Linked DNA regions of Mus musculus: regions 1, 2, 3, 4, 6 and 7 are each linked to region 5. A link is a loop called in an ENCODE intact Hi-C map of the cell type or tissue named here. Cell type or tissue: heart. All regions are shown on one strand. Region 1 has its middle 7.4 kb from the start of n-TDgtc10. Region 2 has its middle 250 kb from the start of Gm27393. Region 3 has its middle 69 kb from the start of Gm36720. Region 4 has its middle 140 kb from the start of Gm36720. Region 5 holds the start of Igfbp3 (insulin-like growth factor binding protein 3). Region 6 has its middle 67 kb from the start of Gm36653. Region 7 has its middle 360 kb from the start of Gm27393.

The links. Peaks named below come from ENCODE experiments on the same cell type or tissue, not always from the same donor. Only the 100,000 strongest peaks of a DNase experiment are listed, where the experiment ranks them.
Region 1: it touches region 5 in a loop (15-fold over the local background); 6 of 42 quality-filtered maps call a loop at or near these places.
Region 2: it touches region 5 in a loop (4-fold over the local background); 17 of 42 quality-filtered maps call a loop at or near these places.
Region 3: it touches region 5 in a loop (7-fold over the local background); 5 of 42 quality-filtered maps call a loop at or near these places.
Region 4: it touches region 5 in a loop (13-fold over the local background); 21 of 42 quality-filtered maps call a loop at or near these places.
Region 6: it touches region 5 in a loop (7-fold over the local background); 15 of 42 quality-filtered maps call a loop at or near these places.
Region 7: it touches region 5 in a loop (10-fold over the local background); 24 of 42 quality-filtered maps call a loop at or near these places.

What each region holds. Positions count from the first base shown.
Region 1 is chr11:7,860,379-7,864,378 of GRCm38, forward strand. No RefSeq gene overlaps it. Among named protein-coding and RNA genes, the nearest start is that of n-TDgtc10, 7.4 kb to the right of the region's middle. In heart, a CTCF peak has its summit at 2,410; no DNase peak of the experiment used is centred here.
Region 2 is chr11:8,135,963-8,139,962 of GRCm38, forward strand. No RefSeq gene overlaps it. Among named protein-coding and RNA genes, the nearest start is that of Gm27393, 250 kb to the left of the region's middle. In heart, a CTCF peak has its summit at 1,584 (motif pointing left); no DNase peak of the experiment used is centred here.
Region 3 is chr11:7,495,968-7,499,967 of GRCm38, forward strand. No RefSeq gene overlaps it. Among named protein-coding and RNA genes, the nearest start is that of Gm36720, 69 kb to the left of the region's middle. In heart, no CTCF peak of the experiment used is centred here; a DNase peak (open chromatin) is centred at 2,084.
Region 4 is chr11:7,566,340-7,570,339 of GRCm38, forward strand. No RefSeq gene overlaps it. Among named protein-coding and RNA genes, the nearest start is that of Gm36720, 140 kb to the left of the region's middle. In heart, a CTCF peak has its summit at 2,352 (motif pointing left); no DNase peak of the experiment used is centred here.
Region 5 is chr11:7,213,773-7,217,772 of GRCm38, forward strand. It overlaps Igfbp3 (insulin-like growth factor binding protein 3), which reads right to left and starts at 151. Exons shown (of 5, transcript NM_008343.2): 1 at 1-151. The coding sequence starts at 18. Gm36565 (a long non-coding RNA gene) reads left to right here and starts at 3,325. Exons shown (of 5, transcript XR_872239.3): 1 at 3,325-3,409. In heart, CTCF peaks have their summits at 1,163 (motif pointing right) and 2,104; a DNase peak (open chromatin) is centred at 209; H3K4me3 peaks cover 1,165 bases; H3K27ac peaks cover 464 bases; H3K27me3 peaks cover 584 bases.
Region 6 is chr11:7,335,892-7,339,891 of GRCm38, forward strand. No RefSeq gene overlaps it. Among named protein-coding and RNA genes, the nearest start is that of Gm36653, 67 kb to the right of the region's middle. In heart, CTCF peaks have their summits at 2,115 (motif pointing left) and 2,316; no DNase peak of the experiment used is centred here.
Region 7 is chr11:8,243,541-8,247,540 of GRCm38, forward strand. No RefSeq gene overlaps it. Among named protein-coding and RNA genes, the nearest start is that of Gm27393, 360 kb to the left of the region's middle. In heart, a CTCF peak has its summit at 2,306 (motif pointing left); no DNase peak of the experiment used is centred here; H3K27me3 peaks cover 302 bases.

The DNA.
Region 1 (4,000 bases), 650 kb after region 5:
ATTTTATTTCTAGTAGATAGTGCTCAAAATGTAAATAAGATACAAACTAAGGAAAATATCTGAAAAACAAAACCAACCAAACAAACAAATAAACTGAAAAACATGAACCTGGGAGAAAATCATCACCAACAAAAACATCAACAACAAGAAAATTTGACGAATTCTTACAGATGAAATTGAGAAAACACATAGCCCATTTTTAAATGGCCTATAGAACTACATAGATATCTTTTTTTTCCATTTTTTATTAGGTATTTAACTCATTTACATTTCCAATGCTATACCAAAAGTCCCCCATATCCACCCACCCCCACTCCCCTGCCCACCCACTCCCCCTTTTTGGCCCTGGTATTCCCCTGTACTGGGGCATATAAAGTTTGCAAGTCCAATGGGCCTCTCTTTCCAGTGATGGCCGACTAGGCCATCTTTTGATATATATGCAGCTAGAGTCAAGAGCTCCGGGGTACTGGTTAGCTCATAATGTTGTTCCACCTATAGGGTTGCAGATCCCTTTAGCTCCTTGGCTACTTTCTCTAGCTCCTCCATTGGGAGCCCTATGATCCATCCATTAGCTGACTGTGAGCATCCACTTCTGTGTTTGCTGGGCCCCGGCATAGTCTCACAAGAGACAGCTACATCTGCGTCCTTTCAATAAAATCTTGCTAGTGTATGCAATGGTGTCAGCGTTTGGATGCTGATTATGGGGTGGATCCCTGGCTATGGCAGTCTCTACATGGTCCATCCTTTCATCTCAGCTCCAAACTCCGTCTCTGTAACTCCTTCCATGGGTGTTTTGTTCCCAAATTTAAGGAGGGGCATAGTGTCCACACTTCAGTCTTCATTCTCCTTGAGTTTCATGTGTTTAGCAAATTATATCTTATATCTTGGGTATCCTAGGTTTGGGGCTAATATCCACTTATCAGTGAATACATATTGTGTGAGTTTCTTTGTGAATGTGTTACCTCACTCAGGATGATGCCCTCCAGGTCCATCCATTTGGCTAGGAATTTCATAAATTCATTCTTTTTAATAGCTGAGTAGTACTCCATTGTGTAGATGTACCACATTTTCTGTATCCATTCCTCTGTTGAGGGGCATCTAGGTTCTTTCCAGCTTCTGGCTATTATAAATAAGGCTGCTATGAACATAGTGGAGCATGTGTCCTTCTTACCTGTTGGGGCATCTTCTGGATATATGCCCAGGAGAGGTATTGCTGGATCCTCCGGTAGTACTATGTCCAGTTTTCTGAGGAACCGCCAGACTGATTTCCAGAGTGGTTGTACAAGCCTGCACTCCCACCAACAATGGAGGAGTGTTCCTCTTTCTCCACATCCTCGCCAGCATCTGCTGTCACCTGAATTTTTGATCTTAGCCATTCTGACTGGTGTGAGGTGGAATCTCAGGGTTGTTTTGATTTGCATTTCCCTGATGATTAAGGATGTTGAACATTTTTTCAAGTGCTTCTCTGCCATTCGGTATTCCTCAGGTGAGAATTCTTTGTTCAGTTCTGAGCCCCGGCATATTCTTTATTTACATAAAAACATGCTATTCCTGTTTCTGCTTATTTTTCCTCTTTCATTTCTTTCTTCAGAAGAATTTTCCAATCCTTTCAGAGTCAATGCTTTTGCAGGTTTAAATAACTAGACTGGTAAATTTACACACACACACACACACACACACACACACACACACACAGAGAGAGAGAGAGAGAGAGAGAGAGAGAGAGAGAGAGAGAGAGAGAGAGAGAATGTGGTTTGTCAGTCACCCGCATCAGTGTTAGAAAGGCAATTTGGACTGATTTGATTAGAGTGTTGTCCTCTCCATTCCCATGAGAAGCATGAAAATCAATAGCACACCATGGCCTATGACCTTGATGGAGTCAGAATCTTCCAGGCAGACACTAAAATACAAACAAATGGGCCAGGCTCCATAGGAAGCAGAATAGTACTTTGTGGGGGAAGAGTGTTTAGAAACTGAGAGTGCTTGGCAAGTCTGGAGGAGGTAATAACATTAGAGCATTCGTGCAGGAGAAGGCTATGCTGTAGCTGTGAGAAGATGGGTCTTAAAAGAACCATATAGACTGAGAGAGCATAGACAGATTTTCCAAGAAGTTTACTTGCTCAGGCAGAGTGAGCCTCAGGGTGTCAGGCAGATAGGGTGCCAAGACAGTTCCCCTTAAAGAAGCCACAGGTTCCAGCATGTTCTCTAATGGGCAATATCTATTAAGAAAGAAGTTTGGGTTCAGGCCAATGGGAGGGCTACTGGTTTCTAAGAAGGTGAGAGAAGAAGGCCAGTGAGGAAGGCAGCAGAGTTAAGAGTTCTCTATAATACTGTTTTAGGAGGAGCCAGTGTCTGTCATCCAATGCTGCACCACAGATGATCCTGTTGTGTGGCCTCTGAGCACCCTCTAGGGTCCAACTAGTAAGAAGGCAGAGTTGTCTCAGTGGAGCTGACCAACAGGCTGACCAGTGACCTATAAAGTCCTAGAATTGTCTTTTGAGAGGCACATTGAAAAGTTTCACCAGAAGCTACTAGAAGATTCTAGGTACATGATCACAAATATGCAGGTCTAGAAGCCTATCCTGAAGCCTTAAACCCCCTGAACTGAAGATACAATGAGACATGAGATCCAAAGAAATTCCCCTGGATGTGAGATGGCAAAGTTTAGAGGGAAGGATGCACATCCATGGCTGACATAGATGGCAAGTGCTAATGTACTTAAGCAGCTGCAAGATGGAAAAGTTATCAATCCCTAAATGCAGGACCACTCAGGAGGTATGGGGGCCATCAGAAGGCAGGGACACCTAGGGGGGAAACATCAGTAGGGGACTTTGTAGAAAGGAAAAGGTGTGACAGGGTAGTAGGCTGAGGCCTTCTTGTTTGGGCAACTGGGAACACTCTGAGGTTAGATGTGTCCCTGGTCATCTGGCACTAGGCCACTGGTGGTTAGGGTAGCCAGTGTGAGGGAGATTCACAAAGGAGATGAGGGGCATGGGCTGGTAGGTTCCCCCACAAAAAGCAACATTAAAGACAAATCACTTACTGTCTCTAGAAATTGACTACTACCAAATAGAATGGTCTCGGGAATTAATGAAGCCGAGGCAGTAACACTGTCAGAAAAAGTCTATCTGTCTGTTCTGTGTGGAAAGAGCTGGGGGCATCACAATAAAAAGGACATGTGCTTGGGGAGGCAACCCTAGAGCTGTGGATGGATGTATAAACTTGAGTTGTGGGTAGTAAAGAGGGTGGTGAGAACTTTGTGATTGGGCGTGGACTTTGAAGCAGGAACTGTGGGGTCTGCTGGATATCTGTGAGTATGAAAGGAAAGTGAGTGCAGGAAGCCAAATGACAAGGAAGTGTCAAGAAGAGGAAGAAGCAAGGACACCTGCCTGCTTCCCGGAGAAATGGGAGAATGGTCCATAAATTCTTGTTTTCACCCACAGTGAATACAAGGGTGACTGCCCTGCTTGCGTCAGAGATGCTGTGCTCCGTGCTGGTTCTCAGAATTGAGACTTCAAGGTGACATCAAGATTCATACAATGAGCAGGAAAAGACGTCCAAGGCAGGATGCAACCAGGATGTGAGGAAACTGCTAAGTTATTCTGAGGTTTATATTTTCCCTCTGGAAAAGCACATTCCTGGGAACACATCAGCACTCTGGCAAGAATGACTGACTTTACTGCACAGCCTCAGAGGCATTTCGCTCTGCCCTGAGCCCTGGGAGCTGCAGGAGAGCCCTTCCCCCAAAGATGCCTCCTGCACCAACAAACTAGCTTCTGGGCTAGGTCTCCACAGTCCTGTAAGAAGTGACAGGCTTGAGGGGAAAGTTCATTGGTGAGTTCCCCCTGCACCCCCCAGCACATGTCTCACATTGTTCGCAACCTAAAAGGCCCTGAATATGGTGTCCTGTCCTGGTGCTCCTTGGAATCAAAAGTCTAAGAGTGTTTCCGAGCTGAGCACCGTAATGCACTAGAGTCATGAAGCAAGGCAGGACTGACAG
Region 2 (4,000 bases), 920 kb after region 5:
GCAATGGAAATGTTACCAAGACATCTTTGGAATGTGAAGGAGCTAGAGAAAGTACCCAATGAGCTGAAGGGATTTGCAGCCCCATAGGAACAACATTAATATGAACTAATCAGTACCCCCAGAGCCCCTTGGGACTAAACCACCAATCAAAGAAAACAAATGGTGGGACTCATGGCTCCAGTTGCCTATGTAGCAGAGGATGGCCTAGTCGGTCATCAATGGGAGGAGAGGCCTTTGGTTCTGTGAAGATTCTATGCCCCAGTATAGGGGAATGCCAGGGCCAGGAAGAAGAAGTGGGTGCTTTGGTGAGCAGGGGGAGGGGGAGTGGGGGAGGGGGGTTTTGGAGGGGAAACCGGGAAAGGGGATTACATTTGAAATGTAAATAAAGAAAATATCTAATTAAAAAAAAGCACACTTCTTTCTTCAAGCAGCACAAGAAATACTGAAACCCATTCTATTTCCTTTCCCCACTTTTGATATCTTTAATAAATAGTGCCCTGCCTTATGCTATTTCCCAGAATCCAAAAAAGGATTTGATAGAAATCTGTTTTTGAAAATCAGACTAGACTATACATTATAGGGGAGGGATGGTATTGGGATTACTCTAAGTCCACCTTCATTTTATAATATCTGCCTTATAAATAAGACATTGCAATGGTCTTGGGTTAGACCGTGTATGTAAAACCATAAGGCTTCTCAACAAGAGAATAGAATAGTATAGCTTTGGTGACATTTTCAGAAAAAAAAAAAAAAAAAAAAACAAAAAACAAATAACCTGGATTTAAAAAAAAAAAGCAAGAAGAATGAATGGAGTAACCTATGCCCTTTGAGCAGATTTCAAGCACACATTCTGTGCAGACTGTAAGCAAGGCCACTGTGCTCTCACTGAGAGTCCAGTGGTCCAAAGGACTTGGCACATTCCAAGCATGGGTCTGTTGATGTGCACCTCTGAACCAGTACAATGTGAAGGGAAGGCAGACGCACTGCAGTTTCTCAGCTGAGACTTCCTGGAGCATTGAGAAGGGCCCCGGCACTTTGAAGACTAAACGTAAAACTATAACTAAGCCTTTGTAAAATGACTTAAAACCGAAATAAAAATAAAGCCGCAAGGTGTAGCCACCCCATTGGTCTGTTTCTGATGCTGAAGAAAATGTAAGAACTTAGAGCAATTTCATAATCTAATATTTTTTAAGCCTAAAACTTGCCACAAGAAAAAAGTGCAGCACAAATTCTCAGTAAAATAAATATAAAACATCATTTCATACATTTTTTCTGCACATTACTACATCACTAGTTCACAAGACAAATGCATAAAATTATTGTATCCAGTATTAAACAATCACGTATGAAATGATCAAATATTTAAAAATCATGCTGTTAGCAACTAAAATTTAAAAATGGGTTTCATTCAAAAGTACCTCAAATTTTACAAGTGAGGAAAATTTCATTAGTAGTTTAGTTTAAGAACATAGCAAAATCCTCAAAGAAGCAAGTTTTAACTGTAGAATATTTGTTTTCCTAGGGTGGAGTTTGCTGCACTCAGCTGGGTAGCAGATACAAGGAGTCTTATGCCTCTGTCGCCATCAAGTGGAGGATATACTCAGTAAGTGTCAATGCTCCCACGCCCTAGAGCTCGAAGGCTTCCTGACCAGCTGGTCAGCCTTCTCTCCTGAGCCCAGCATGCCCTGCCCAGGTACTGCAGAACAAGAATCTACAAGGATATTGTAGACTTTCTGTGGGTGTAGGCATGTTTCTGGGTAGCATCTAGCAGAGCTTAAGTATGTAGCGATAAGTCTGGACCAGGAGCCAACAACCTGGTTAAAAATGTAAATTCTGCAAATAGAAATGCACTGTAGTTTTGTTCAAAGTGTTCTGGTTTTGACAAAATAGTAATGCTACATAACGATTCTATGAACATGGACTTTCATTTATGCTGTGTGCACCCACGTGGGGGTACACTATAGCAATCAAGTACAGCTTTGGGGAGTTGTGTCTCTTTGTTCACACTGTGAGTACCAGAGATCAAACTCAAGTCCTTAATCTTGGAGATGAGTGCCTCTCCCCACTGTTCCATCTTGCTGTTCTATATATGCATTCATATATATTTTTAATAAAAGTAAACTCCTGGCTGCAGCCCAGCACTGACTCTGAGTCTGACACATAGCCCTTGCCATTGTAGCTGTCATCTTTACCCAGAATTCTCCTCTCAATCACTTGTCTTCTCTTCTAAGAGCATGGTTTGGCTTCTTTGTTATTGTTGTTGTTCATTTTATCTTTTGTTGTTGTTTTGTATTTCAACATGAGAAGGAGACCTATAAATTGTCTGTGGTGAAGCGAATGCTCAGCTAACCAGGTCTTACTTTCCAAAACAGTGATGGTCAAACACCAGAGGGAAAACAATTCCATGACGTGGAATGTTAATAAAACCAGAAAGGTGTCTCTTTGAGGTCATATACCAGCCAAGGTCACTGTGTCCCCTTGAACCATGACTGAAACCAAAAAAATGATAAGCAGGAGGCTTCTCCTTCATGTAAAATTCTAAAATGTTATGGCAACATTATGTACAAAGAATAGGGAACCGTGAAAATTTCTCAACAGCTGGCATAATCCTTCCCCCCTATTGTCTTTGTGAGAAAATATAACATTGATTCCATCCCAGAAATGACCAGAGGAAGGCAGCTGCCAGTTCAACTTGACAATACATGGGTGTGTAGCACCTGGCATGCCCTTCACAGTCGCAGAGAAGATAGACACGAGGAAAGCTGGACGGATGCAGTCTCTGGGAGACCAGAGGGATCCTAAGTATCTGGGAAGTTCTCAGCAGTGTCTTTGGTTTTGCTGCTGACTGCTTTTAGACACATTACCTTTTAACAAACTTTGAGTAAGTTCAACTTCTGAGAGAAGATCCAGAAACTTGCCCACAAGTTTTTTGCCCTTCCCCCAACCCAGGCCACAAATGAAAGAAAGAGAATAAGTTTAAAGTGAAAATACAACATTACAGCAAGCTCACACATAAAATGTATTTGTAAATTGTCACCTACATATTCTTTAACCTAATGACTATCCCCAGCCCTCTCTGTCTCTTCTCTAGAGTCTGTCTTGATTCCCTCCCCTGCCTAGCTCTGCCCAGGAAGAAGTTCCAGAATGATGGTAAGGTTCCCCACCTGCCTACCTGGCTCATGGCACTATAGAGCCCTTGAGATATCCATGTGTAGCTTGAACATTTGCTCCAGGGTGCTTAGTAAGGTATACTACTGGCCATCTGAAAATACTTTGTATGATGGAAGGGAGGTCAGAAAAGTCAGGCACCAATCCCAGCATTGTCATTGACCATTTTGGACCACACAGTCAGTCTATCAGCTGCAATGTGAAAGAAATCCCCAAAGAGTAACTCCAAGACAAAGTAAAAAGAAAACAAGTTTAGTAGTTGAACCTAAATTGCAAGCCTAGACCTTCCAACTAAGAACTGTTTTGTGATTATAAAATAGAAAGAAAACAGTTACAAGAATTGAAGCTTTTTTGTGTAGGTGACTTTCACATCTAGATGATGCCCTTGAAGCGATAGTTAACATTCCCTCTGCTCTTCATTGTGATTCTCCCACTCTCATGGTTCATCAGCAGGCACAGGGAGCAGAGACATCGAGTTGGGGACAGAGTTCAGAAGCCCTGTGAGTCTATACAGTGAATAACCACACTGGGACCAGCTATCAGGAGGCAGGTCAACTTTATTTAGGGTGATTCAAGGCTTATGAAGTTTTGGGGGACCAAGGGTAGGAACATCCAGGATAAGCCAAGGTCATTGGATGAGTGCTTACAGCACCTGAAATGCCTGATGAGCACGGAGACACATTTCAGGAATCTCAGGTGTTAGCTGAACAGGTTTTACCAGGACAAAGGGAACTGGTCCTGTAATCAAACTGAAGGTGCATGGCATTCCTCAGATAAAGGCATATTCAAAGGCTTAGAATTTCCAGGACAAGGAGAAGCCCCATTAATGAAA
Region 3 (4,000 bases), 280 kb after region 5:
TAACCACTTCAATAGTACTTGACATATCTTGTTTGTTAATGGAAGAAAACAAGATAAAACCAGTATCTTATTGAGACAGCAAGCATAAGAGGTATCTTAGCTTGGGATTTCCATTTGGTTCAGGGTTATGTGCCCACTTCCTATTTGCAAAAATGCACTTTACAGATTAGTTCCTTCACCGCCACATACTGTGCACACACACACCCTCTCTAAATAATGCACCTCTATATTCCTTAACTGTCTGCCAACTTGTATCAGGCTATACGTTCTCTAGTTCCTTAACAATCATATATATTTCCCAAAGCCTGGAAAGAATAAAATATAGACAGTTTGTATTCATGTATATGCCGAACATAACCTGGTATGAACTGGTTTTGAGTGCATATGCAGTAAAGCAAAACCATATGCTCTTAGAACCTTTTAGAGAAAACCCACCATTTATCACCTTATACCTATGCATAACTGAGAGTGCATATGAGTAAAAGCAGATGCATTGTGGGAAGGAACATGCACATCAGAGAGGTGAGTATATAGCTAAATCTGGCAATAAAAACAGAGAACCACCCAAATTGTAGGCCATTAGTACCCATCTCTTCCTTTCTTCAGCTCCCATAAAAAGAAACTCTGAATAGTAATACGTACACTGGGGTGCAATCACATTTGTGACACCCCCATCAGTCTAGACCATATATCTCTATTTAATTTGCACTGTTGCTTCTCTCCAAATAAAATTACCTTGTTTCTTTTATAAGTCTGTGTGGACCTTTATTTTCAATTCTTTAGTAAAAAGGCCAAGAACATTAAACTCCTAGATTTAGATCCTCAACTATCAGTAACATTACCATACCTGGAGTAAATAAGAAAGTAACCTCCCTATATAGTTGCCTTGCCAGGGTCATGACAGGGACACCTAGCTGGTAAAGGAAACTTCAGTAAAGTCCACAATTTATAACCTGATGACCCATGTGCCAAACAGCAATTGCTTTCAATACAAAGAAGGATGACATGGAAAACTATGCTAAAATGATCAGATGCTGGTGAAGATGTAAGGATTGAGGAATGTGCAGATGCCGCTGGTAGGAATGTAAATAAGCAGCCATTATGAACATCAATGCGGTAGTTTAATAAAAAACAAACAACAATAAAGCAACCCTAGAAACACTCCTAAGTATATACCCAAAGGATTCTAAATCAACATGCCAAGAGGATACTCTCATTATATCCAACTTCAAAGAAAAGTGAAATTACATTTGTGGAAACGGTTAGAACTGGAGATTATTATGTTAAACGAAACAAGTGACACATAGAAGGACAGCTATAAGAGTCTAGATATCTGTGTGTGTGCACATGTACAAGAGAGAGAGTGAGAGAGAGACAGAGACAGAGACAGAGAATATGAACACAGAAAGAAGACCATGGGAGGGAAGGGAAGATCTAAAAGGAAGAGATAATGGGAAAAGGAGAGGAGAGCAGTGACCTGAAAGAGAAGGAAAGACTTTAAGAAGGAGGGGGGACTGACAGGAAACAGAGAAGGGACACAGGCTACCAGTGAGCAGCAGATAAGAAGACAACAGAGGGGCTAGATTTATACTCTGTGAATTCTTTACTATGGAAGTAAATGCATGAGGAAGGAGAAGCCCAAAACATGCTTCAAAAAGAAAGGCTGCCAATCTCCCAATTTTAGCAGAACATAAACTAATGGGCTTCGAAGCACCAAAGGAAGCTTGATTGTGACACACCTAAGGAAATCCATCCCAGAGAAGATCATAATCATATTTCTAAAAATAAATCACCAAAAAATACCGCAAAAACTGAAAGAAAACAGCACCTAGAGTAGACAATTAAATTCACATTTTAGAAGATTTCTCCTCAGTGGTCACAGAAGCCAGAAGGAAATGACAATATTTTTCAAGTGCTGCAAAAACCAACTCTCGAGCCAGAAATCCCTTCATGGGAAATATGCTTCCAGAGGGGAGGAAATGCAAAAGTTCTCACCCACAAGAAAACTAAGAATGTCACTCACCGTGCGACCTACCTTGTAAGAATGACTTAAGGAAGTTCTGAAAATAGAAAAGAAATCACAAACCCGGATACTTGAACACCACTCTCTACTGAGAGCTCTAAACAATTGTGGGAAGTGAAGCAGAACGTGGTGCTGTCAAATGTGGTTCTAAGTGCACCTTACATGACTGTTTACCACATCCATGTTATAATGACGGGATGAAGGCTAGAAAAAGACCAAAGACATTGGGTTTCTAGACTTTACATCACAAGTGATATAATGGCACATAGAGACTGTGATGTCACGTATATAATATGCAGAAAACTGCTAAACATCTTTAGGAAAGACTATGGAACTGTAATTCTTTAAAAAAAAATACAAACAATAAAACTAGTATACATAGAAGTGCAAGGAAAAGAAAGCCGAATAACAAATAATAAGAGAATAGACAATAAAATGAAATTGTGCATTCAAGTCTTAACTTCTCACCCAGGGAATTATGCACAATAATTTCAAAATAGTAGCAAGAGGTCAAATTTCTCAGACTATAATTAAAACATGAGCCATTGGTAAACTCCTTGCAAACTCCTAGTGATTTTAAATATAAATATATCAGCAGTTAGAAAAACAGTACACACAAAGGTATATCGTGTAAATAGTGAAAGAAAGGGGTGACTATGGAATATAAAATAAAGCAGACATTAACGTGAAGGAAACTACCCATAAAAAGAAGAGTGCTCTACATGATAAGTAATCAAAACAAAATAATTATGGTAAAAGGGCAGGCACACCAAGAAACTTAACAGCTACAATTTTCACACACACACACACACACACACACACACACACACACACACATGAGCTGATAGAGATAAAATGGGTACATACACAGTTATAACTAGGAACCTCTGCAAACCCCTCTGTAACATACTGAAGAAATCAGAACATTATTAATGTCACAGAAGCCGTTACACTCCCACATAAAAGTATCCAGCCCACCTCAAAGGAAGAAAACACATTCTTTCCTACTACTGTGGGAAACATATCAAAATCAAGATGATATCCCAGACTACAACATACATTTCAGCAATGTTAACAGAGTTGAAACCAGGCAACTTATTCTCTAGCCACAGTAAAAGAAAACAAGGTCTCTACAACAGAAAAACAACATGAGAGTATACACCTGATTAAATACTAGCTAAATTTTAATTCATCCATGGATTGTTCAATATGGAAATCCCAAAGAAGGTGTGGTGGTTTAAATGAGAACGGCTCCCAGAGGTTCGTGTGTTTGAGTGTTTTGTCCCTATTTAGTGGAGCTGTTCAAGAAGGATTAGGAGATGTGGCCTTTTGGGAGAAGATGAGACTCGCTGGGAATGGGCTTTGATGTTTTAAAAGCCCACCTCATGCCCAGTCTCTCTCTGTCTCTCTGTGTCTGTGTCTGTGTCTGTGTCTGTGTCTGTGTCTGTGTCTGTGTCTGTGTCTGTGTCTGTGTCTGTGTCTGTGTCTGTGTCTGTGTCTGTGTCTGTGTCTGTGTCTGTGTCTGTGTCTGTGTCTGTGTGTCTCTCTTTCTCTCTCTGTCTCTCTCTCCCTACTGCCTGTGGATCAGGATGGAAAGCTCTTACCTATGACTCCAGCACTATGCCTTTCTGTTCCCCACTAGATTAATTCTCTAAAGCTGTAAGCCCTAATTAAATACTTTCTTGTATAAGAGTTGCTTTGTTCACAGTGTCTCTTCATAGTAATAGAACAGTAACTAAGACAGGAAGCACACTGAAAAAAAATATTAAATTGAGTTAAGATGAATGCATAATACATCGAAATTTACAGAATACCCAAACAATGTTGATTCTTTTTATTACTTAATGAATACCTTAAGAAGAATTAAGATCCTCAAATCGATTACATAGTAATGAGAAAAACAAAGACACCTGAAGGTGGATATATCTTTAACAAGAAATCAATAAAATTGACAGTTTCTAAGATGGTTGATAAAGG
Region 4 (4,000 bases), 350 kb after region 5:
TAATAGGAGAAGGAGCCAGTGGCAGACAAGCATAGGAATAAATCACAGTAAAAGTAGAGGCAGAAATAGGGATAGAAGGTTAAGTAAATGGAATTGTTTGAGGATATATGTGTAACTATCTGGTCCACAGGAGATTATGCGTAGAGTTTTGGTATTTCTCTGGGGAACAGGTCTGTGGACTTAATGTCAGTCAAAGACTGACAATATTGCTATCTACATTATGAAATACTTCCAGTATCATGGTGAGCCCAACTCCAATCCTGCATCTATGGCTCAGGGAATGTTTAGGAAAAAAGGGCAGGAAGATTTGAAGAGCCAGAATATCAGGAAGTCTAATGTGAAATAGTCTCACATAGAAATGGCTGCATAAGCAAGAGCAGAAAAATGGAAATGTCAAAGACATGCTAATGCAGAAGAGAAAAATCTCAAGGGGCCCAACACCTAGACAACTATACAAGACTAATGATTGCTGAGAGAAGAATTCTATTTCAATTAAAAACATATTTTTTCAAAAGCAAGCTATAATAAGTACAATCAACCCCCTGTAACTACTTACAATAGAGAACACTGCAAACATGTCACACTGTGCGGCTGAGCTCTGCTGAATCCTTTCTTTCTAGAGGAAGGCACTGCCCTGAACTGAAGAGCATACATTCTATGCAAGGCCTCTGACAGGGTCAGAGGTGGTGCTCACAAGTGGAGGGAGTCCAGCAGTGCAGGGAATGTGCAGTGTGCATTGTAGATATGGCCAGCAGCAAGGTCTGGAGACAGATGCAGTCACAAATGGTACATAAACTTGTAAACATGAGAAATAATCTTGTATGCTTTTTTTTGTTCAATAAAGCAATCTACATATGCTCTTATAAGTTTTGTTTCTGAAATTGTTATATCCATCATATTCTTCCATGCTATTGCATGGACATTTTTCTAACTCCTTCAAAGTTTTCTCATGATTTTCATTCCTTTCCATTGAAATACGTGGACTGGGGGGGGGGGGCACTTATTTTTTCTTGCTTAGAGTGTTCCCAGAAGGAAAACATGCCTATTTGCTGATGTTGACTTCAGATACTGCATTGGGATATTGTTTCCATGTGTTGGTATGTAGAATATCAGGGTTGTATGAATGTTTCTTATTTAATGAGATCTACTAAATTCCTCTTGAGTTTCCAGAGCATCAGAATGATGTTAGTATTTCCTTGCTCCATATTGGAGCCATACTTTCTTTTTGCAGAATTTCTTACCTGTTTTGCTTATGTGTTATGAAGTAGTGTCACATGGTAACAGAATTCCAGCTTCTGAGTTCTTACCAAGATTAGTTCTGTGAGTGGGATGGACACTATGGTTTCCCTCTCTTCTGGGTGGATGGAACTTCAGTGGAATCCAGTTTTCATTGTCACGAAAACCTAGGAAGAAAGGGATAGATATTGTGTCATCTCCTTACCAAGGGAAAATACCAAGACATGAGGTTTCTCACACATACACTCTCACACATATTCAGAATAATTTTGGTATGTGTCGCCTGGTCTCATTTTTCTGCTGTGTGTGAAATTCTCCCTCACTCACCTCTTCTAAAAGGCATTATTTCATTGATCATAAGCTCTAAATCACCTGTGATCAGTAATGGTTCTGATTGCTCAGAGGCTGTTCTGTATATACCACAACTCAAAGGCAACACATAGCCAAAGAATTTATTAGAAACACCAGTAAGTTTGGTATCAACTTGCCTCTAATTGATTATAATTGGACCATGCATTTTAGTGTACTTATTCAGGTACAAGATCTGTTGAAACAAGCACACTTGCACTCTAAGTTGCTGTACATGGAACTTTATACTGGAGAGCTCAAAATGGAATAGAATCAAGAGTGGGAGATGGAAGGAGGGAGAGAGGGAGAGAAAGAGGAATAAGGAGGTAGAAACATAGGAGGCAGAGAGGGAGAGGAGAAGGGAAGAGGGGAGGATAGAGGGGTAAATGAAAGGAAAGAGAGAGAAGGAAGAAATGTTGCTTACACATTAAGATTACTGGATGTTAACTTTCATGCTCATTTGTCATTTTCTCAACGATGGTACCTAGTCTGTAAGATCAAGAGCATATTCTTCCTTCTTGTCTCTGAATTGATTTACTCCAGCCTCATGAGCACTATTCTTCCCCTCCTTGACTTTTGCCAACATTTGATATGATGATGCCAAACTTGTGCAGAAGGAAGGTACAGTGGTCCATTCCACCATAGGACCTGGTACTCTAATAGCTTTCCAAGTCCAGAACTTTGAGGAAGACTGGGCATCTAATAAAAGTGAGGACCACCTGTAGCTTTGGAGGGTCATTTTGGTAGAACAACACTGGCACCTAGTGGCATGTGTCATGGAAGGGAATGCCTCTGAATACAGACACATGCAAGAGTGCAAAACTGAATGAACACCTCTCCCAGATTTCAGGCCCTGGGTGGACAGTCTTGATAGGATGCTTTTCAGTTGCACAAATTCTCACGATGGTGGGTGCATAGCATGTATGCTGCATTACCTCACAAGCACACAAGTACCAGTTTATAAACATTAGCTTTTGCAGAGTGATTGATCATAGAAAAAGTCCCATTATTTCATCAATGATCACAACCATCCTGTCTAATATGGTAAAAATAAGTACAAGAAGGAAAACTCAAAATCAAGCAGACAACTTTCACTATCTTAGAGAAACTTATAACCTAATTGGTCAGAAGGGACATTCATCTTTGCATCCATACCTTGTAAGCATAAATCATGACCAGGAAGGTGGCATGGGAGGTCAACACACTTCTCTTACAAGCTTGGTGACCTTGGTTTTTTTTCCCAGAGCTCACATCAAGGTGACTAGGAAAATCAACTCTACAAAGTTGGCAACGTTGTTTTCTGACCTCCACATATATAGTGTGGTGGCATGCTTGCCAAATGCATGATATACTTGGGCACTCCACACACAATGTACCCCCCACTCCCCCCCACAAATGTAAACTAAAACATAGAAGTCTGAATGACTCCCTGGTTCCCATGTGAAGTGCCTTAGGTGGAAAAAGAAGCAGGCAGACTGTGAGTATGCAGTCCCCTAGCAGAAGGGAGTCGAAGAGTGAGTTTCTATCCTTCAGAGGCAAGCAGGTAGGTGATGGCTTCTGGCAGGGGTTTAGGGAGGGGAAGGATCAATTTCATTTAAGGGGAAGGCTACTGAGAGTTTGGCCATGCTCCAGTGAGTGTATAGAGGACACAAAGTGGACTTTTTTATTTTTACTTTTATGGGTGTGGTCTTAAGGATGGGGTTAGATATGGAAGAACTGGAAAGTTAATGTGATCAGAGTGTATGCTGTGAAATGCGCTGAGAATTAGGAAACTCATTCAGATTGAATAAAGGACTGACACCGACAACCCTCTGAATGCCAGAGAGAAACCCCTGTTGGGTTGCAGTGAATTGAATTGACTCATAAAGCTCTGTACTAGGGAAGCTGAAGCAGAAGGATTATGAGTTCCAGGCTAGCCTAGGGTCAGTGGAAATTTCCAACTAATGTCCTTAAAACCAAACAAAAGCCAGAAAAATCATTCCAAAATTCAGAAACACCCGATCAATATGGACAGGCATTGAAAGGAGGAGCAAGGATGGAGGATGTTATAATATTACAGCCTCCAAGTCAGAGAATATTCGATGCACATGGAGGGAGTCCAAGGTCACTTTTACCAACTATGATTCAGGAAATGCGTGGAAGCACCTTGGTAGAGGGTGGGAGTGGGTGAACTGAAGAAGGGCCCCAGGGTTTGTGGGTAATAAGTGGGGCAGGCAGCTGGAGTACGTTTCCAAGACAGTCATAAGTTCTTTAACCTGTCTATGACCTGCTACAGGTTTCCAGGACCCCTCTGCTTTCACGACGACTTCTTTTGTGAGTGAAGGGCAACTCCACTGTTGCCTCCAGTTCTAGCAACAGCAATTTCCAAAATCTCTCTCGTTATCAGGTCATGTGAATGAAAGTCTGGTGAAGAGAA
Region 5 (4,000 bases):
GGGGCGCGCGGGATGCATGGCGCCGGGTGGACGGCTCGGTGGAGGGGAGCGGAGTGGAGCACGCGGGATGAGGCGGCGGGATGAGGCGGCGGGATGGGAGCAGCGAGCAAGCAGGTCCTCAGCGCCCAGTCGCCGCTCTAAGCTCGCATCTGGGCAGCCCGGGCGCGCAGGCCGATATATAGAAGCCGGGGTGGCGGAGGACACGCCCCGGAACGGCGAGGGTGGGGGGTGGGCCGGCGCAGGCTCCGCTCCGGGGCCCGCGCCTCCCGACGAAGCGGGAACGAGGACGGGGGCGCGCTGCGCGCGTCTTCACCGGGCACCTGCTCTCTGTGCGCACGCCCTGTATCAGGGCCACCTCTTCACGGGTAACCACAGGCGCTCCAGGCCACCTTGCGTCTCTAGAGTCCCAGCCACTCCAGGGACTCTGGTCTTCTCTTCCTTCAATGACTCCCAGCCAATTTGGCGTCCCGGACCCTATAGCCCCTCCCCCTGGATGGCTGGCTAAGCTGGCCTTTCCAGGGATGGTTTATGTTTGGGAAGCTGGCCCGGACCCATTCAGCGCCTGTGTACTTTGTAAAGTTCCCGCAATGGAATTCCTCGTGTAGGGTATGCTGTATTAGGCATTTCCCAGCGAGAACGCGCAGATCACTTTGAGGTCTGGAGAACCTTAGAGCTCGAGGTTTAAATCTGCACCACGGGCCACTTTAGCTCCCAGAGTCTCAGCACCGCACAACCTCACGCTGACAGCTATGGGCGCAAAGGATTTGCTTTTCAAGGAGGTAGGGACTCAAAATACTCAAATACGTCGTTGCACTTTCCCAGATAGGAGTGAGGACAGTTTTTTTCTTTTTAAAGATGAGAAGTTCCTCTAGTTCTTGTTTGGGAGAATCTTTTTAGCGGACGCATCTGCGTTAAAATAACTACTGAGACACTGAAGCATGCATGATTAGTAGCCAAGCAGCCCTTAAAATGAATACTGTTCACAACGAGTTTTAGTCATCGTTGGACCCCTATACCAACTTCTGATGTGCTCCAGTGCAGACTGGAGTTCTTGCTAATCCGTTCATTCTGACTTGAAATCCAGGCGCAATAGCGCAGCTATTGAGTTCTTTTGTACGAGTCTCTCCAAAGTCTGCACGCTCCTCCTATAGGTGACCAACAGAGGACGCTGGTGGTCCAGAATTGAATCGACAGACTTCGCGGTTTATTTATTTATTTAAAACAATTCGTGGATGAGTGGTGGGAACTTGAGAGACCGACTTGGAAGGAGACTTTCCTGGATACTCTTGAGTTGTTTACCATAGGCTGGGGAGATTGTCTTTGGGGAGATCTGTGCAATTTTATGCAGGAAGCAAATTAAGACGACTTCCCCCACATATCCCTCCGTCTATCATGTATATCTTATCTGGTGAAGTGGACATTCATCCACCCGTGTGTCTTTACATCTCCCTGTATCTGTGGCTCTCTCTACAAATTTATATCCCCTTTAAAAAAATTATGTCTTAATTTTAGTAAAATTTAGTTCTCCCTTATTTGATACTATAAATAAGAATGATAAAATTTTGGACCTTTACAAAGAAAAAAATATGAGACCCGTGAAGGCCAGAGCTGCCAAGACACAGCACCCCCAGTTTTTGCATTATTCCTTCCTCATAGAGTTTAGGTCGTGGCTAGAGTTAACACAGTCTACCAGAAAGTGTCCCAGTTGTTCCTTCTTTTTTCCCTATGTACTAACGCTGAAGAACAGGGCCTCTGACTTCATTGGAAAATTGAAAGAAAAAAATCCCCTAGGGTTACACTTGTTCTTTAAATAACCACAGAGACCTTGACTCCAAAATTAGAACAAGGTTTAGTATCAAAAGTGATTCTAGATGTGGCAGGCCTTCTCTCTGTTCGATACAATGTTACCCACAGAAGCAGTCCAGCACTTTTACCCAGATTTATCATCAGGCAAGGAGACAGGGGACGCCTAGAGTGAATGGCTTCTTGGAAAAGAGAAATCAACTTGGTTCTCTTCACAATAAACTGAGTTCTTCCATTCTTCCTTTGCAGTTTGAGAAATGGGCGCTTGCTCCACCCGGGACTCCTAGGGGGCGCCAAAGCGCCAGGCCTCCACCCGAGTTTACTGGCATCTTCGAGATTGCACAGGATTGGTTAAGTGTTTTATATCGACTGTCATCTCATTTATCATGAAATCTTGCACCAGCCAAGTACATCCATGGCACTGACATGAGGGGAATTTTGTTTTAACCTTTAGCTGTTTTCTTTTGACAAAACTTCAGGGCACCCTTTCCCTCCACCCAAATGATTATTTCAAGAAGGATTTGGATGGGAGAAAATGTAATTTTATGTTGACATGCTGGCTAATTATGTCAAACTTTAAAACTGGTGTTTGTGGTTATGAGTGTAGCATGTACAGAGATGTGTTGCTCCCCTGGGATGGTACTGGGCATTCAACTGTGAATAATGAGAGTGGGCAGGAATCTCACCTTTGTCTACCATATCGGTCTTTCCTCTTCTGCTCAGGGCTGGCCAAGCAAGCAGAGAGCCTCAAGACCTTAGCACTGTGGACAGCAGGCTCCAGATATCTCTCAGAATGTGACTGGCGTGGCTGTCATTCCTACTGACCATTCCTAGCCTTTGGTTAGAAGGTGCAGACTCCCAGGGGCAGGTGATGCTGAAGATCTTTGTTTCCAGGACTCAGTGTGACTCAGCCTAAAGCTTGAGAATTCCCTCCAGGGACAGGTGGTGACAGGAAGCTTCATTTTCCTTCCCTCAGGTCATCTGCTGGCTGAACCTCCCAGAATTACATAGTCCAGACTTTATAGGGACCATTAGCTGCCAAAAGTCATTACCACTAATAGCACTGCACTTAACTTACCCGAAGAGCACCACTAAGCCATGTACAAAGGAGACACAGGCAGTCCAGAGGAAGTCAGCAGAGACCAAAGGCTCATGTGCTGTGTAGCCAGAGAGAGCAGAGGGGCCTCACAAGTGTTGTTATCCCAACAGAGGAAGGACAAACCTACTCAGGTTACAACAAGCTTCAGAACAGCATTGCTGGCATTTGAGTCTCACAGAGCAGAGAGGCCAGCAGAAGGGGCATAGGAGCATAGAGAAACACTTAGAAGAGACAGTGTTGACCTTGCAAAGTGTACTGGGGAGTAGGTGGGATAGAAGAGATGGCATTGGAAAGAGGTTGGGAATCTTCAGAAGTAGTGCTGTCTGGTTTGGCAGAGGTTGTGGTGGTTTGAGTGAAAATAGCTGCATGTATGCCTGTGTGAGAGTTACAGTCAGTTGTGATATGCTGGGATTTGAACGCAGGTCCTCTGGAAGAACAGTCAATGTCCTTCACCACTGAGCCATCTCTCAAGCCTCCACAGCTGGGTCTTAATGTGGTGTTCTTAAGGTAGGAGCAGGGGCTGTCTTTGACTACAATTGCCTGCCTTTGTATCCTTTTCCCCTCACTGGACTACCTTGTCGTGTCTAGCCTCAGTAGAAGAGGTTCCTAGTCTTACTGCGACTTGATATGCTAAGGCAGGTTGATATCCATAGATGGCCTCCCTTTTTCTGAGAAGAAATGGACGAGTGGTAGATTTGGGGAGGTGAGGTGAGAGGGAGGGTCTGGGAGGAAAAGAGGGAGGGGAAGCTACAATCAGGATGTAAAGTAAATTATTATTAATTTAAAAAAGAAAATGGTCCCATAGGCTTGTTGGAGTAGGTGTGGCCTTGTTGGAAGAAGTATGTAACTGGGTTTGGGCTTTGAGGTCTCAGAAGCTTAAGCCAGGCCCGGTGTCTCTTTTTCTGATACCTGTCTGTCCAGATGTAGAGCTCTTGGCTCCTTCTCCCACACCATTTTTTCCTGTATCCCATCATGCTTCTTGCCATGACAATAATGGACTAAACCGCTGAGCTGTAAGCCAGTCCCAATTAAATGTTTGTCTTTATTAGGGTTGCTGTGGTCATGGTGTCCCTTCACAGCAATAGAATAGTGACTAAG
Region 6 (4,000 bases), 120 kb after region 5:
GCAGGCCAAGATTTTGGAGAGATAATGGTGATATCTGCTCCAGTGTCAACTACTACTCCAATCTCAATATTGTTTACTAGTATTCTTAGCTTGGGCCTTTGGTCCTCTACAGAAGTTTGCCAAAATATTTGGTTTTGGCCCCCTTTTAGTTGTTGTTGTTTTTTTTTTTTTTACTATTTATTTATTTATTTATTTATTTATTTATTTATTTATTTATTTATTTATTATGTTGTGTATAGAATTTGCCTAAGCCTTCTTATCTGGTTTCACACATCTGTTATCAGAGTGGTGGTGTCTAATTGTCCTGAGGAAGAGAACTCTCCCTTCCTGGCATTGGGGCCTGCAAGAGCCCACCTCTACCCCCCCAGGGAGCTTTTTTGGCAAAATATTTGTCCTATTTGTCTGTTGTTGCTCTACATTACCTAGTCCAATGCCAACATTTGTCATATCTTTTATATTTTCCAGAAGGCATAGGCTCCCTTTTGGGATTAATTTGGTTTTCCCTGCAGTTCATTTTAAGGCAACTCTGCTTACCACAATTAAAACATTTGAAAATTTGGGTCATCTCAAGGCCTCTAAGTGACAGCTTCTCCTATTAAGGTCATTTCAGGCAAATGAGGTCTAACATCAATTGTATATCTAATTCACTCATCTATTGATGCTGACCTTGCTTTCAATGAGCTGATTACTTCCTTGAATTCAGCAAACACATTTTTTAAAAGTTAAGGATTTGATTAGTGTCTTTCTTACTGACATACTCCTTACCATAGCAGAAGTCAATATTGCTTTTGCCATATCCTTCCATTATTGGATTGTTATTCTATTTTTAATAGCCCAAGAAGTCAGGATTTGTTTTAAAAGGGGCGTATGCATTCAAAAATTAATGACACTTTCCTTAAATATTTTCAGTTCTAGCATATCTATGGGTTGCCATTCAATTTCCTGATATCTCTCTGTAGATGGTCATCATCTGGTGGTCTTTGTTGTATACTAACTAGATAAACTAAAATTTGTTTTTTAACAACTTTTGTTTGGCTTTCTCTAATTTTATCTTCTGTCTCTGAGAATTTTCCCATGCTTCATATCTATCCTTTTGCTGCTCCTTCTGTTTTATAAATTCCTGTATTCTGTGTTCAAGGTTCTGCTTCTATAATTCAATTTTTATATTGTAATTCTGATATTCTGCTGTCTATTTTATTCTGATTGGTTAATTTTAAGAGGTTCTCCTCCAAGCCTTGCTTCCAATCTTCATTATTTTCTCTCTGCTGCCCAGTCTGCTCTGTGGGCTGTTGCATCCTTTGTTCTATCATCTTTTCTAATTCCTGTCTCCAACCTTCATTCTCCTTTCTCTGTTGCTTATCATGACCTAGAATTTCCTGTGCCTTTAGTTCTGTTTCTTCTAGGCCGTGTTGTCAAGTCTTAGATTTCTCTTTCTGTTAATGCTCCTTTATAACTTCCTGTATCTTCTGTTATAGGCCCTTAGTAAATTATCCTCTAGACTCTGCTTCCAAATTTTAACACTATTTCTTTGGTATTCAGTCTGATCTATCAAACTCTGTGTTTTTTTTTTTTTTTTTTTTTTGTTGTTGTTCTAATAACCTTTCTAGCTCCTGTTTTCAACCCTCATTTCCATCTCTCTGTTGCTTATCTTGACATATATAGTCATGTACCTTTAGTTCCAGTGTTTCCTCTAGGCCATGTTGTCAAATCTTAAGTTTATCTCTCTGTTACTCAGTCTCATCTATGAATTTTTGCATCTTTTTTTTCTAGCATCTGTGCCAGCTCTGGTCTCCAACTTTCATGGATTTCTCCTAATCCCTTTTCTAAGGCTCATAGTTTTTTCTTTTTAATCTAGGACCCTGTCTTTTGAGGATACATTGCAAATCAAGATACTCAATATTGTAATAACAGTAATTGACAAGGTATCTATTTCCTTTAAATCCATCCCTGTTGAATCATTCTAAATATCATTCCATAAAACCCAAAAGGTATTTTTTGTGTTTCTTATTTTTAAGTAACACACATGTCTATGTCTATATCTATATCATCTATATATATCTATATATTTATATCTATAAATTTATATTTCTTATAACTTGATCCAGGGCTTTTTGTAACTTTGTCTCCCTCTGCTGTTTGATTCAGAACACTGCAGTCTTCCTCAATTCTTTTTTTTTTTTTTCCTCAATTCTTTTATTCACAGGGAGAAGCTAATTGTAGAAAGACCCAAGGCTTCTGTGTTTCTGAGCTGGTTTTCTCTCTTTTCATTGGGTTGTAGTTGGCAGCATGTGCACTTATCTCAGGAAGCCTTGAGTGCAAGCAGTTAGCACCACATGTCCTGTTTAGTTGTGTGGGATATGGGGAAGTGAGCATGGAAAGGCTCCCTTGGGTGTAGATGCCCATATCAGCCTGCAGGCAGTTGTGTTCCAGGGTCCCCTATCCCTCCTAGGCTCAGGAAACCTGCCACTGGAACTTCCCAAGTCCCATCTCAGGTTGGGGTGCTGCCCCTGATTGCTGTGGTCTGCCTGGGACTTGGGGAGGGAACCTCTCAGCACCTCTCTGTAGATCCCTCAGACCCATTCAGCTTTCAATCCACACACTGCTTCAGCCTTAGATTGCAGCCCCAGTCATTTATTTGGGGACTGGGATGGACTTTTATTTCAGGTTAGTTGTGTTCTAAGCCCCACTTTGGGCGCCAATAAGTTGCAGTAATCTTTCAACACCAATAAGCCCATATAAAAACACACAATCCAGTCATTATATTTATAAGATATATGCCTATATTGGGCACGTCTATCACTATCCTCACTTATTTCCCAGTTGTGAGACCCTTTGCTACTTGCAGTTTTTCCTGGCCACGTGGTTCTGCTCTATTGCTCTATATTGGCTTCCATCTCTCTCTCTCTCTCTCTCTCTCTCTCTCTCTCTCTCTCTCTCTCTCTTTCTCATTCTTCCTCCCCACTCTGAGACCTCCAGTTCTACCTTTACCATACATAAGCTAGAGCCCTATTTGATCAGTTAGAATGAGGAGAAGGTTCAGTGAAATCACCTGAGTATGTGATGTACTCCTTGTCAGGGGCATCCACTCTTGAGGAAGTAGAACTAACATCAAAATACAAATAGCACCAGGGAAATCCACAACATCCTCCTCTTCCTCCTCCTTTTCCTCTTCCTCCTCCTTTTCCTCTTCCTCCTTCTTCTTACATTTCTCTATTGCTTCTCTTCCTCTTCCTTCTCCTTTACTTGTTACTTTATCTTCTTGCATTTCTCTATCCCTCCTCCTTCTTCTCCTTCTTGCACTTCTCTATTTCCTTGGTATAAATGCTCCACTGTGACTGATTTTAAGATTTGAAAGCACCAAAGAGTTAACAATAAAACAAAACCTTAAATATTTAACATTGACATTTTAAAATTGTGGCATGATGGCAGCTTACTCAGGTGTCCCCACCAGTATTTTGTGCATTTTCTCCAGTAGGCAGGTAATTTGGACAAAAATTAAGTAAAAAAATTCATAGTTAATTGACACCACACATCAAATGGACCTAATGGATATCTATTGAATATTCTCCCGAAACATCAAAGAAAATACATTCTACTCTGAAGCCCATGGAAGTTTCTCTAAAATAAACCTTATCCTGGATAGCAAAATAAATCTTAACAAATTCACAAAGATTGAAATAACTCCATATGACCTATCTGATCATAGTGCAATAAAACTTACAGTTGAGAGCAAACTAATCTCTAGTAAGTATTCAAAGTTATGGAGTTTAAACAGCTCATAGCTGAATGATGAATGTGTCAAAGAAGAAATCAAGAAAGAAAAATTTTACTGAAACTATATGAAAATAAAACACACACACACAAAAAAAAAACCCTCCAGGACACATTGAAAATTGTCCTATAAGCAAAATGTATAGTTCTATGTGCCTAAATTAAAAAGTCAGAGCACAAATGACTTAATAATGACTCTTAATAGTTTAGACAAACAAGAACAAACCAA
Region 7 (4,000 bases), 1.0 Mb after region 5:
TAGATCCTGTGCTCTTTTTACAAGACAAAGGGTAGAACGCAGAAGTATCCTAAAAAGTGAATGCTATATACCTCTAAGACGTGACCAGATGAGGTGCCCCATCTCAGACCAAAGAGAAGGACAATCACACTGCATCTCCTCCCAAGGGAAAGTGGCTTGGGCCCCAAATAAATTCAAGGGGCAAATGCAGGAGATAAATGCAGGAAGTGTTGGGCATTAGCTGTAGAGCAAAACTCCAAGATAACAACTCACTCAAGAAAAGCATGCCCCCAACACCAAAACAAAGAAGGAGTTGGGTACTATGATAGAAAAAAACGCAGAAAAGGAAGAAGTGTAAGGGAGTCATCTTTCAGGTCTGAAGGGTGTGTGGACATCCTGACTTTTGACAAGTTTTCCCAGCCCTGTGACTTACAGGGCAGTGACCCTCTCTGCACTATTTAACCCTGTACTACAGGTGTCTGCTCTCCTCTGTTTATCCTCACTGGTGGAGAGGCATCTCTCTACTATCCCGTCTGCCTCAATGGAAGGCATAAACCAGACCTTAATTGCAAGATATTGTCAGGATAGTGTGCAAGAGCCTGGAGCTCCTGGGTTAGTAGACAATAGGGTGGATGGTGACATTACATTGCCCTCTGACAACCTCAGCTTCATTGCACACGTGTCTTGAATTTCGTCCAGAAAACCCACTTCTGAATTCAAGGTTTTGAGTGTCTGATCACAGCAATCAGATGAGTTTTTCAAAGCTGAAAGACTACATAGGCTCTCCAGCAGAACCCAATGTTTTACCTTCTACAGAAGAATGGATGGCAGGGTTGCTTGCAGTTTCCATCTGCACCCCAGAGCTGACCCTATGCCACAGCTCTCCAAACCCAAATCCCACTGGGAGAAAGCTGGTCTCCCAGGAGTACTGAAACACCTGAGAGCACAGGTGAGACCACCACTTCTGTTCAAATACCTGGCCCAAGAGAGACCTACCTGGAGCCCTCAGGACACAGGAACCAAGGAGCAGCAGCCTGGAACAGGATCTTTCCTGTTTCCATCTGTGCCCAGAGCTGACCCTGTGCCTCAGCTCTCCAATACTCAAATCCTGCCAAGAGAGACCTGGTCTCCCAGGAGTGCTGACACACAGGCTTACAGGAGGAACAAGCCACATTCAAAGACAGCAAGAGCAGTTAACACCACAGATAACCAGATGGTGAGAGGCAAGGGTAAAAACATAAGCAACAAAAGCCAAGGCTACTTGGCATCATGAGAACCAGTTCTCCCACCACAGCAAGTCCTGGATACCCCAACACACCAGAAAAGCAAGACTCTGACTTAAAAATCATATCTCATGATGATGATAGAGGACTTTAAGAAGTACATGAATAATTCCTTTAAAGAAATACAGGAGAAAACGGGTAAACAGGTAGAAACCCTTAAAGAGGAAACTAAAAAATCCCTTTAAAATTACAGGAAAACAACCAAACAGGTGAAAGAAATAAGCAAAACCATCCAGGATCTAAAAATGGAAATAAAAACAAGCTAGAAATTATAAAGGGAGACAACCATGGAGATAGAAAACCTAGGAAAGAGATCAGGAGTCATAGACACAAGCATCACCAACAGAACACAAGAGACAGAACAATCTCAGGTGTAGAAGATACCATAAAAAATACTAACACAGCAGTCAAAGAAAATGCAGAATGCAAAAAGCCCTTGGTTTTGTGAAGGCTTAATACCCCAGTGTAGAGGTAGGGTGGGTGGGGGAGCACCCTCATAGAAGCAGGGTAAGAGAGGAAGTGATGGGGGTTTGCAGAGGGGAAAACGGGAAAGGGGATAACATTTGAAATGTAAACAAATAAAATATCCAATTTAAAAAAAAAAAAAAGAAAGAGTGGGTGGTAGAAGGCATAAATTAGACACATCTAGAGGTGGGCAAGTACAGTGGACACATAGAAGATACCCAGCCAGGAATGTCTGGAGTAAGAAGAGAAGGCTCGGGTGCTCATCAGGAACAGTGTGGTGGCACCAGGATAGTAGGCTGTTAGCATGTTCCAATGGGCCTTAAGCACAGCACACTGACAAATACAGGGCATGTAGAACTGAGAAAGAGATGGAAAGAATAACAAAGGAGAGGGGCTTAAGTAGAGCCCGATTTCAGAACACATAAAATGGAGAGAAGTTTTACCCTGATTGCTATATTTTAGGGTCAGGACACACATTGGCAACCAATCTAAGACCTTCAATCATCTCAAAGCCCCCAGTGAACCTTATGCTCAAGTTGCAGAATGAGACTCCACACTCAGACAGCACCATCTAGTGGTGATAGAATGTCATGTGCTAACCCTTTCTCCTGTATTTAAAAGTTTGGAATTTTAAAAATTTAAGAAATACTTTTCTAGTAAATAATAATAATTATATATATATATTAAATAAGACATTTTGCATCTAACTTTGTGTCTGGCTATGTTAGCCACGAAGGTACATAAATAACAAGAAAACAAATGAGGACTTAACCCCCCCCCCCAAGTCACGAATTTGCCCCTTGGGACGGCTGCTTCTCACACACTAACTCTCAGGTGTGGCCCTGGAGATATCCAGTGCTTTCCAGCACCTCTGCTTCCCTCTGATCCTGAGTTCTCCCATATGGCTTCCCCAGTAACATCATTTTCTTAAAGAATGTGGGGCTAACTTGGGGCTGCATTTGGAATCTCAGCTCCGAAGTCTTTCTCATCTGAAGAGTGGCGGCACCATTGATGGACTGTATGGGATGACGAGAGACAGTGTTTGATCCAGGAGAAGTGAATTCACAGTCTGGATTTTATAAGAGACTTCCCTAGAACTTAGAGTGAGACATGTGTTTAGTAGCATGTCTTCTATACATCGTTCAGAACCTTAAACTCCCATGTGTGGCTTCATCTTCTAAAAGGCACAGCGACATCTGGTTCATAGACTACAGTGAAGATTAAAGCACAGCTCGGAAAAAGAGATATCTGGGACAACGCACACAGGGCATGCTCCTTACCATACTCAATTCTTTATACAGAAACCTCTTCCCCAACATCCAAGGTCTACCGAGCTCTAAGGCCATCTGCACTTGCTGATACCATCAGCACAGAATGTATTTCAAATGCATTCTTCTTGCTCTTCTTGGATGGCATGGGTCTCAGGGGCACAGAGAATCGTGAGAATGACTTCTGCTGAGGACTAGGTGATGGGAAGAGGCAAGTATTCTAAATGGACACTAGCAGCTTTCTATAGAAGTCTCCTTCCTTTGACAGCTGAAATGCAGTTACAATCCCACTCTCTGCATTGGATACTCCCACCCAAGAGACGTCTCCAACACTCTCCACTTGCTGGACACTTGCTATGGTTTGCAGGAAAAGAGACTCAGAAAAATGTGAAGAGCTCTTCACCTCCATTGCAAGCCTGTACTGCTGTTCATGTCTTCTCAAGATTCTTTGAAGGTTTCAGGCTGTGACCATGACAGGACATTTTGAAGAGTTCTCTATTCCTCTACTGCTCTGAGAGACACCAAGATACTAAGGGCATAACAGCAGGTTTCTCGTTAGTCACGTGTTTAAATGAACAACTTACTGGTGCCCTAAGCATCTGTACCCTACCAGGCCAGGAACACCCTGAGCTCTATCCTCACAGCAGTTAAGCATTTGTAAGTCTCATCTGTGACTGTGGTACAGTCCTCATTACTTCAGGGTACTTCTGGCAAGCCACCCTGCTTAGTGCTTCTGTGACTTCTCAACATACATTCATATGTATGCAGACATAATAGGTTGCTTATGCCTATATAATGAGACTAGTTCCAGACTCCAGCAGTTTATGGCATTATACTAACAAGGCAGTGTACATATTTAAGTTAGAAACTCTCCCCATGGTGTTAAAACTGCACACAAAGCCAGGTGTAGTGGCTCACACCCTTAATCCCAGCATTTAGGAGGCAAAGGCAGGCAGATCTCATATTTCTCAGCCAGCCTCGTCTACAAAGTGAGTTCTGGTCTCC